Linked DNA regions of Homo sapiens: region 1 is linked to region 2. A link is a contact called in ENCODE POLR2A ChIA-PET data. All regions are on one chromosome and are shown on one strand. Each heading gives the region's core, a stretch centred on a gene start or an enhancer-like site at or near the end of the contact. The rest is flanking DNA. Distances are from core to core; before and after follow the strand shown. Region 1 overlaps PARVA (parvin alpha). Region 2 has its middle 46 kb from the start of PARVA.

Evidence for each region. ChIA-PET counts read pairs that join two places held with the same protein, here RNA polymerase II (POLR2A).
Region 1: POLR2A ChIA-PET joins it to region 2 with 12 read pairs in activated T-cell. The contact joins two enhancer-like sites. POLR2A ChIA-PET finds 5 or more read pairs at or near these places in 2 of 52 experiments (BJ and activated T-cell).

Annotation. Positions count from the first base shown.
Region 1 is chr11:12,456,745-12,461,803 of GRCh38, forward strand. The region is part of intron 1 of PARVA (parvin alpha); the gene reads left to right. Among named protein-coding and RNA genes, the nearest start is that of PARVA, 82 kb to the left of the region's middle. Within about 2 kb of position 1,543, at least 2 of the 41 ENCODE cell types and tissues checked have a DNase peak (open chromatin) inside an H3K27ac peak, as active enhancers do.
Region 2 is chr11:12,328,777-12,333,584 of GRCh38, forward strand. It overlaps a transcript of MICAL2 not described here. Among named protein-coding and RNA genes, the nearest start is that of PARVA, 46 kb to the right of the region's middle. RefSeq lists an enhancer at 1,694-2,195. Within about 2 kb of position 1,780, at least 3 of the 41 ENCODE cell types and tissues checked have a DNase peak (open chromatin) inside an H3K27ac peak, as active enhancers do.

The DNA of each region.
Region 1 (5,059 bases), core at 293-2,792, 130 kb after region 2:
TTGAGGCCCTCCCTGATTTCCACTTTCAGATGACTTAAGTGATATCCCCAGGCTCCCATAGAGTACTATGCTGTACTCTGGGGCTGGTTCTTACTCATCCCTTTTACCCCAGGACACAGCACAGGGCCTGACCTGGGAACATTGGTCAGCAATGCTGTCAAATGCACATTTAAATGAATGAGTCTGTACCAGCTACCCCACACTTGCTCACATGGGTAAAATGTTATCTTCTTTGAAATGGTTTTTATAGTTTCTTATGGCCTTTGCCACTCTATGCTTATATTGTGCGTGTTTATTTTTGTGTACGAGCTAAATTATGCCTAGAAGATGCAACTGGAATGAGGCTCTCATCACATTGCCTTGCCCACAGTCAAGACTGAATAATTATCCATTGAATCGAATCAAATGGAAGGTTGTACAAAAGGAAGCTATAGTGGAAGTGTCAGGCATGCAATCAGCAGAACGTCAGACAGGCAGTTAAAGCATCTTCGATTTACTACAATTTCTTTTAATAGGTTCTCTGTACAGATTTGCTGTCAACATGAATTGTTGGTTTAGGAAAAAAAAATCAGGGTGCTGCAATGGGTCTGTGCTGCACAGTGACTGGCAATGTTTTGCTGTTTCCAATGCAGTAGTCCATGGATTTCCAGTTGCTGACAGGGCTTAGTCATTCATGCTAAAGAGGCCTAAGTTATAAGCAAAAATGCTTCACAGTCAGTGTCCTGAACCCCTCCTCTCAGAACCAGCACTTGCTCACCCTCTCTGCTTCCTCCATTGCTGCCTCAGTTCCTCAGCCTTCCCCATTCCAGCTTCTTTTCTTAAAGCCCAGACCCTCTGATGATTAACGTCCTGGCTCTGGTGTAGAAGGGAGAGCTGTGTATTTGGGCTGGAAGGGGAAGACTGCTCAGGGCCAGCATCAACAGACCACTCATCCATTCAGTAAATATGTATTTAGCATGTGTTGTGTGTCAGGTCCTGGCAGGACAGTGGTGCACAAAGCCTCAGTCCTCTTGGACCACTCAAAATAGTGGGGGGAGACAGGTTGTCCTTCAGATATGCACAATTGCAAACTGTGGTGAGTGAGATAGAAGAGTAGAGATCTGTCCACAAAAGGGTCTGGCACTGCCTTTGCCATGAAGCCCTCCCTGGTCCCCCCTGGCAGTGTGAGGCTCACCTAGGGGTGCTCCTTCACCACTGGAGCTAGACCAGAGTCGGCCCTCAGCCCACTGAGACTGGGGTCATGTGTGACTGTGAGCTCCTGGGGCCAGGGTTCATTCTTTCCTAGAATAGTGTGTGGCATACAGTAGGTACTCAATCATTCTGTAAGACTGGGAGGAAAGGAATGAGTACATTTTCCAAGTCCCCATTCCATCAGATGAAGGGGTCACTGGCTTTCCCCAGTGCTGTGATCACGATTGTATTAACATGACGCACAAGCTCCAAAACTTCAGCCCCGTTCCCAGGAAGGTGTCTCTTCCCAGAAGAGTCGTAAAGCATGAAATAATGAATGGACAGTCCTCGGCGCAGGGCCTGGCCCCAGGAGTTTTCTCAGGACAGTGTCATACCCTACTGAGAGTGAGCTGCCCAGCCAGCATGGCCTGCATTTTCTCAGACCAGACCTGAGCCAGGCTAGGGACAGGACTGACATCCTGATCATCTCAGCAGCATGGGCTTGCCATAGAGTTGGGACTGAGGAAATGCTGTTTTTGCATGGCATTGGCCTAGTGTCATATATGAGGAACAGGATTCTGCAACCTGCTCATTCTTGGTTGCTTCTTCCTTGGAGGAAAAGAGCATGTTCTGTTCCCGGATTTGCTCCTAAAAATATACTAACTCCCCACCAGTTTCCTGTGATTTCTCTCCTGGGGAAAGGGGAGAAAGACTCTGGCCCCCAGTTCTCTGGGTGGGCACAGCAGATGCTTGTGCACCCCACATCCTACCCCCTCTGTGGCAGCCCAGGGTGGCAGCTTCTCACACCTCCCCTTTTCTGTCTCAAGGCTTTGGCTTCTGAAGCCCCCTCAGCCTGCACTCTGCACAGCCTGGAAGTGTGGAGAGAGAGAACTCCCTGGGGGTAACCTCAACTAGTGGGAAAGTCGCCTTGAGACACTTTCTGCAGTTTCTCAGAGAGCCCCAGTAGGGATTAAGCCCCAGTTACCCCCACATGACCAGCTCAGAAACTCACCTTTATTGTCTCTTCTTGGGTCTGTCATACTTTCTTTGTTCTTCTTTCCTTTCCTGGGATTTCTTTCCTGCTTTCAAGCAACTCCAAACTAAGACATTGGAGAAAGGAGACAACTCACTGTTAGGATCATCCTGTTAGGGATCTTTTCAGGGAAGTCCCTGAAGTTTTCCGGATGTTGGCTTCCTTACCCATGAAAGAGAAAGGATATAGCCTGTGCCAGCTGGGCATGGTGGCTTGAGCCTGTAATCCCAGCATTTTTGGGCCCAGGGGTTCGAGACCAGCCTGGGCAACATGGTGAAACCCTGTCTCCACAACAAAAAATACAAAAATTAGCTGGGCATGGTGGAATATGCCTATAGTCCCAGCTACTCAGGAGGTTAAGGTGGGAAGATCACTTAAGCCCAGGAGGTCAAGGCTGCAGTGAGCTGTGATCATATTACTGCACGCCAGCTTGGGTAACAGAGAGAGACCCTGTCTCAAAAAAAAAAGAAAAAGAGAAGAAAGAAAAAAGAAGAAGAAAGAAAATAGCGTGTGCCCTAACTCTCATATAGAACTGTGCACGAGTTCCCAGAGGCCCCACATTCCTTGCTGGTCTGCCTGTGAGCACCCACTCACCCTTCATAGCTGGGAAATGACCCAACTGTCCCCTTCCAAAAACTGGAAACTACCTAAACGTTCAACAGTTACGGAATGGTTATGTACGGTGTGTACCTTCAATACAGATTGAGAAGCCACTTAAAGTGATATTTTTATGGCATATAGAAATATAACAAGATTATATGACATGAAAAAAGCAGGCTATAGAACCCAGTATGTTTTGAAACTATATATAAAACATAGACACACTTGTGAGAAAATATAACATGTAACAGAGTTTAAGCAGTAGGATTATTTTCTCTTTTTAAAAATATTTTCCAAGTTATCTTAAAGAGCATGTTTTTCTTTTATAGTCAGAAAAAAAATCAACCATTATTTAAAACAAACAAAAACACTGCTCAAATATCACCTCCTTTTTAATCTGTCCTTGCAGGGGCTGAGCCTCCATAGAATGACCAGGCAACCCCTAGGGCTTAGCTTATGCAAGATTATTCTCCATTAAATTTTCTCCTGGCTTTACGTGGGAATGCAGAAGTGACTGTGTTCCCATGCCTTCACAACAAATGTGGTTTGCAAAAATGGTGTGATATGTATTTTCAGGCCTTTTTTAGAGATATGCATTGTGTTTGGGGAGCACTTCCTCTGCCTAACCTAATGGACGAAACATTTTCGTATAGAAAGCAAATGTTGCTACATAAAACTGGGACAACATATAGCATAGTGTTAAGGATGTGAGAGCTCTGCAGCCAGCTGGCTCAGGATCAAACCTTGGCTCCACTTTCTAGCTGTGTGGCCTTGTTCAGATTATATAACCTCTCTGGGCCTCATTTTCCTCATCTGTAAAATGAGGATAATAATAGTACCTACTCATTGGATTGTTGCAAAGATTATATGAGTTAATACATGTAAAAAACCAAGTGTTATATCGATGCACCTGATACAAGGGACATACAATGTGTGTGCCCTCACCATCATCATCATCGATGACAGGAGAGAGTTTCCACAAACAGTGCTCTTCAGGGTAAACCACCGACTCTTCAGACAAACCCAGAATTAACTCACCAGCAAATCGATCCAACCAGAACACAGCATGTCTGTTTGCTTACTAGCCCCACTGAGAGCTGTTTCCAAGGTTACCTCTTAGGAATTCAGTGGACTAGTAGTTGATGTGGCACTTTTTAAGCAGCACTGAGCCACTGCAAAAATAAATGACTGGCTGTTCAGGATTCATAAATAAGAAGGATATAGACATGAAGGTCAAAGAGCCACAGAGAATGAGATGAAGAGAGGAAACTTAACTCAGGTGATGCATGAAGACGAAGGCCAGTGAGATGACAAGGCTTCACCAGGTGCCTTTGCTTAGGGTTCTGCTGACAGCCTGTGGCTCCAAAACGCTCATCTATTGCTGCCTCAACCCTGGAAGAGTACGCTGCTCTCAGGACTTGGTTCAGGACTGTGTGAGGGCCCTCATATTGCATTGCAGTTTGCGGGATGCAGCGTCCCCCCCTCTCACATTAAAACATCCTCCAGGTACTTAATAAGTGCTTATCAGGTACCTGGCACTGTGCTGGGCTCCGAGGGCCAACAAGGTGGCTGCCCTTTAGGAACCAACTAGCTCTGGAAGGCAGGTCCTTGTCTTTGTATTCATAGCTCCTGACCCATCTCCTAGCACCAGAGATGCCCATACATGCTTATGAATCTGTGAGATAAGTAATGCCAGCTCCACCCTGGCTGTCCTTGGTTTAGGTGGCTTATTGTATCTACATTTCCTATGTAATTAGCCAGCTTACCAGGTCAAGTTCTATGTTCTCCCCAAGGCCGTTACAAATGCTCAGGGCATGTGGACACACACAGATGCACACCCACGCACAAAGGCATGGCACTTCTTCTCTAAGTAGGAGCAGACTTTTAAACCAAGGAAATGGTTCTCATTCTCAATCTAAAAAGATAACAGGGTATGGCATGGCAAAGGACAAAGAACAGTGATGAATATTGTTCCCTGGGCCCTGTATGCCTGTTTTGTGTTTAAATTTAACTCCCATGGCTTACATGAGACCTCAAATAATGTTTCAACTCAAATTGTTTCGACTGCCTGAAGCCATCCAATGGTGCTTCCATCTCCTTCCATGCCTACGAGCAATTGGAGGACAGCCGCATCACATGGTTGGCTAAACAGTGAATAAGTGCCTAGGGGCCATTTGCTTGGCAGACTTCCAACTCTGCAGAGCCTATGAAACAGACCAAAACAAAGATGGGTGGAAACTGTAGGACTTGGGACTA
Region 2 (4,808 bases), core at 530-3,029:
TTTCAATTCTTTAAGAGTCCAGTTACATGAGAGCGATGAAACTAGCAGGTGCAGACCCAGATTTCCTGAGGCCTGGAGTTCATGCAAAGTCATGCATGTAAAATTGTGAGGGCTGCTTCCAGAACCTTGCAAGGACCCATCCAAGTAAGGGGTCCTGAGGTTTCAGTTTCATTAACTGCATGGTTAATTTAGCAACTAGATTTCAGGGAAATGCTAGAGTCAGACTTTACCTCTTCTGTGCTTCAGTTTTCTTGTTGGTAAATTGGGAGTGCTAATAATACTTGTTACTTGTATTTGTGGTGAGGATTAGCTAAAATAATTTATGTAATATCCATAGCCAGTGCCTGGCATGGAGCAGATGATTAATCAATACCTGTTTGTTTTTTTTACTACAATGCACTGGATTTCCTTGCAAAGATGACCCAAATTTGCTCATTAGAAATAGGCTTATTACAAATATAAAGAGTTTCTTGCTGCCTGGACTGAGAGTCACTGTCCATCTCTACAGCTGCTGTGGGACTTTTGGTAGAATGAACTGCCCTTGTTTGGTGCTTGGTCATATTCCCAGTCCAGAAGGCTCTGGTCCTTGTCTTTGACAATCTGCTGATCTCAGTGAGAGCATTAGAAAAGAAGAGGAAAAACCAGAAAAGCCAGGGCGTGCTTCAGTTTGCCGCCAGCAACACAGGCCAAGAGGTGGCATGGTGGGAAGTGGGGAGCTGTGGGCGCCAATAAGCCAATAAGCCCTGTGTTCAAATTCTATTCCACTCCGCTTAGGCTGAATAGTCCTGGGAAAATCACTTAACCTCTCTGGTCCTAGATTTTTTATCTGAAAAGTGAAGATAATAATCCCCATATTATCAGGTCATTTTGAGAATTAGAAGTGTTGATAGGCAAAGTCTCTACCGGAGTATTGCCTAGGTTGTAGGCATTTAGTAAACACTACTCATATCATTTTACAAAATATTACTAAGTATCCACACACATCTTCTTTTAAAGAATTTGTCTAATTTTTACTGCTTGAAATTTAAATGATAGAAACCAAAATTGTAAAGCATCTTCTGAAAATCTTCCTCATCCCCAAATATGAAAAAAAAAAAAAAAAAAAAAGAAAAGAGAGAGCTAGTTTGAGTTATAGCAAAAGAAATCTGGCCAGCTTGTGATGTTTCGGAGGTGTGCCAAGCCAGACAGAAGATGGATTCCATTCATTCCCTTTATATCCTTGGTAATTTAATTCCCCTGTTAAGTTTATGGGCCTTTTTCCCATGATTGTCCTTGTGTGGGTGACAGATGCAGATCAACAAGGGGCTGGAGACTAAAAGAGTCAAGACGGGAGAGTGGCCTCAAAAGCAACCAAATGGAAGTTTTGCAGACCAGCCACCAAAATTAATATACTCTAACTTGTAATAACATTTGTGCAATAATAATATTCCTTGGTGGTTTAATATTCTATTCAGTCCCTTTAAGAGATTGCCCTGTTGCTTAATGAATGACCAACGCTTATTAGGTTAAGTTGTATTTGAGCTGGCCTGTGCTGCTCCGGTTCAAGTGATTTAATGGGAATTATTTAATAGGTATTATTAGGATAATTAGAAAATGATCACAGTTAGGCAATAATATTGAGCTATAAAGGTTGTGAATAACCAAATTTAGAGACAGACCTGAAAACATGAGTAGTCTGCGACAGTTATGCAAGGCTCCTCTGATAATTATGTAGGCAGCCTGAAAGGGGCTTTTGTTCTGGGAGTTATTCATTAGGCGGGCATTGAATTAGAGGAACATGCGGGGGTGCGGGATGGAGGGCAATGATGGCTGATGAGCAAAATGAGGCTTTGATGAGCTCCTCATTGTCGTGACAACAATTCCTGCTTTCTTTTTTTACAGCAGTCAGAAATAAGCTCTCCCGCCCCCGGGAAGGGTTTTTCCCCATTTTGTCAAGGAAAGGGAAACAAAGGAAAACAAAAATCTAATAATCCACCCCAGATGACAAATCATTATGTTTTGCAGGACGTGGAGAGAGAGAGAGAGAGACAGAGAGAGAGAGAGAGGGAGAGACAGACAGAGAGAGAGAGAGACAGAGAGAGGGGTAGAGAGAGAGAGAGAGAGAGACAGAGAGAGAGAGAGAGAGTGTGTGTGTGTGTGTGTGTGTGTGTGTGTGTCTGTATGTGTGTGTCTGTGTGTGTGATGTCTTTGACAGAGGTAAGAGAGTCCCCTCTTGGTCCTAGCTGCCCAGGTGAAGGACCAGGATATGCAGTAACCTGATTCCTGGGGGCCCTACCACCTTCTGGAAAGAGGCCAAGCCCAGCTCTGCAGCCACTTAGACTCTTATTGGTTGAGGCACTGTTACCTACTGGCTTGTTGCTTGTCAATATGATGATCAGTGTTACATACTAGGGGCATGGAATACCCCAGTCTAGCAAGAGACCACCATTCAAATTTAAATGGTCTGGATAACACAATCTGGGCTTTCTTTCAATACCTGGAATCTGATGAAAACTGAGTAACTTCGAAAGAGAAAGGATTTCTCCCCAGGGGAGGTCGATGAGAATAATTATTCCCTTATAGCTTTACCAGCTTTGGGGAAGATTTACCAGCTAGTTGTCTGCATGGAGCTTCTTGCCTTTTTTGGAGCCAGATGGTTTCTTCTTCCCGGAGATTGAGGGGTTTACCAAGAAAAATTAGGATGCACAAAGTGCCAGCAGGTGGCAGCAGGAGCACACATTATGTGAGAAATGCTAGCGAAAGCCTCTCCAGGACCGGGGAGGTAGCTGAGCTTACACTCCATGGTTTTCACTGCTGCTGAGGACCCGAGGAATAAAAATTCCTGGATAATGTACAGTGAGGTGTCCTGGACAGAGCACAGGCATTAGAATCAGACACTCCTGAGTTTGAATCCCAATGTAGTCCTTATACAATTATTTACTTTTCTGCGAAATTTTCTCATCTGTAAAATTGAATGAATAATACCAACCTCACAGAGGTGGTATGAAGAAAAGATGAAGTGAAATAATGTTAGTAAAGCACCCACAAAAGGGCCTGAAATAAAATAGGTATCCAAAAATATTCCTTCTCTTTTCTTTTATGTCCCTATTATTATAAAACACAGCTGGATGGTCAATGACTTCTCAAATTGTATTTATTTGTTTGTTCATCCATTCACATTCATTTGTAACTATACTCCCTACAAGAGATTTAAGCCGGTTTCTCTAAATATTTGTAATACATGAATTTTGCATGCCTGATCCAAACAAGGATCTCAATGAGGACTCATTGTTATCACTCCCACACCCCCGCCACCACCGCCCCCAAAAAACAGTAATGCAATAAAAGCTGTTCAACAAAGATAGCAGACTATGGGTTTTGAGGCATGCCTCTCTGACACTCTGCCACAATTTGGGAATGGGTTTTAGGAAATAGATATTCTTTAGGTTTCCTTCCATAACTATTTGTTCTCAAAAGGTACTTGAAGGCAGTGAGTTAAAGGTTGTACCCTTTCATCCATCATTAGACATGGCTGGTTGCTGTGCATTCATAAGTCAGCAGAGCAGGGGAAGGGTTGAGATCTTCTGTGATTCTAAAGGAGTCTCTCTAAATACAGGTAGCCATGAACACAGAAACACAGATAATATTATTTTGTCACATAATATAATGGGATATTGTCAGAAAAGGACACCAACCTTATAGATAATGGTCAGGAGTAATAAGACTTCAAAGTGGATGATTAAGCATGCAAGGAACTTGGGTTGTTTGCCACAACTATGTAGGTGCAAAAAGTAAACAACAAAAGTCAGTACATCAGAGCAAGAGAGTTTATTATTCACAGCATAGCAAACAGCAGGAACATCAGCTCGGTAGCCCAAGTTGCCCTGTTCCCAAGTCCCATGGTGTGACATGATGAGCCCAGATGGCACCTGTGCGTGCAGTGAGTTGTCCCATAGCTAGGGAGCCCCAGGAAAAGGACTCAGCAGCTTTTATAGCAAGCAGTAAATGAGCCAATTCCCCTTTCCCAGGAAGCAAGTAGTTGTGCAGTAGTCACACAGTAGTATCCTGACCCCCTTCTTGGAATTCTCTACCTGACTAGTTAGAGGAATGGCTAAGGTTCAGAGGATGGTAGGGCCTTGCAGTTTGGCTCACTCAGCAAAGATGTACAGGGACACTCCTAGTCTATGGAAGACTGGCTCACTCAACAAATACCGACAGTCCGCTTGCTGTATATTCACCTCTGTTTCCAGCTTCACTGGCCACTCTGTAGGAAGTCCATGGCCTCATTGCAAGCCAAATATTGAACAAACGTATTAATGAGAGACTAAAGCTGACCCTTGCAAGTTGTTTTTTAAAAATAAGACAGAAGACAGAAATAAAGAAGAAATGGAAAGGGCAGATGCAACCACAGATACAGCAAAGATTCAAAAAGATAAAAGAATATAACAAACACTTAATCCCGTTAGTTTTTAAATCTGGCAATCTAAGGGTGATTTTACAACTACCATATTGAAAAATTAAAGAGGAAAATCTTATGGTCTTTTCAATAGAAGAAGGAAAATCATTTGACACAATTTAACATCCATTTGCTAAAAACTTTTAGCAAAAAAAAAAAGCAATAGAACAGAATAGAACTTTCTTAATTGAAACATATTTTCCAAAACCATGCGGCAAACATCACTGTTAAATAGAAGCATTTCTTTAAAAATCAGTAATAAAATAATGTTGCCTACTCTTAAGTCTTCTATTTAACTTTGTGCAGGAGATCCCAACCAGTGTGGTAAGACAAGGCAGAGAAAGGCAAGAGGTTTGGAAAGAAAGAAAAAAAA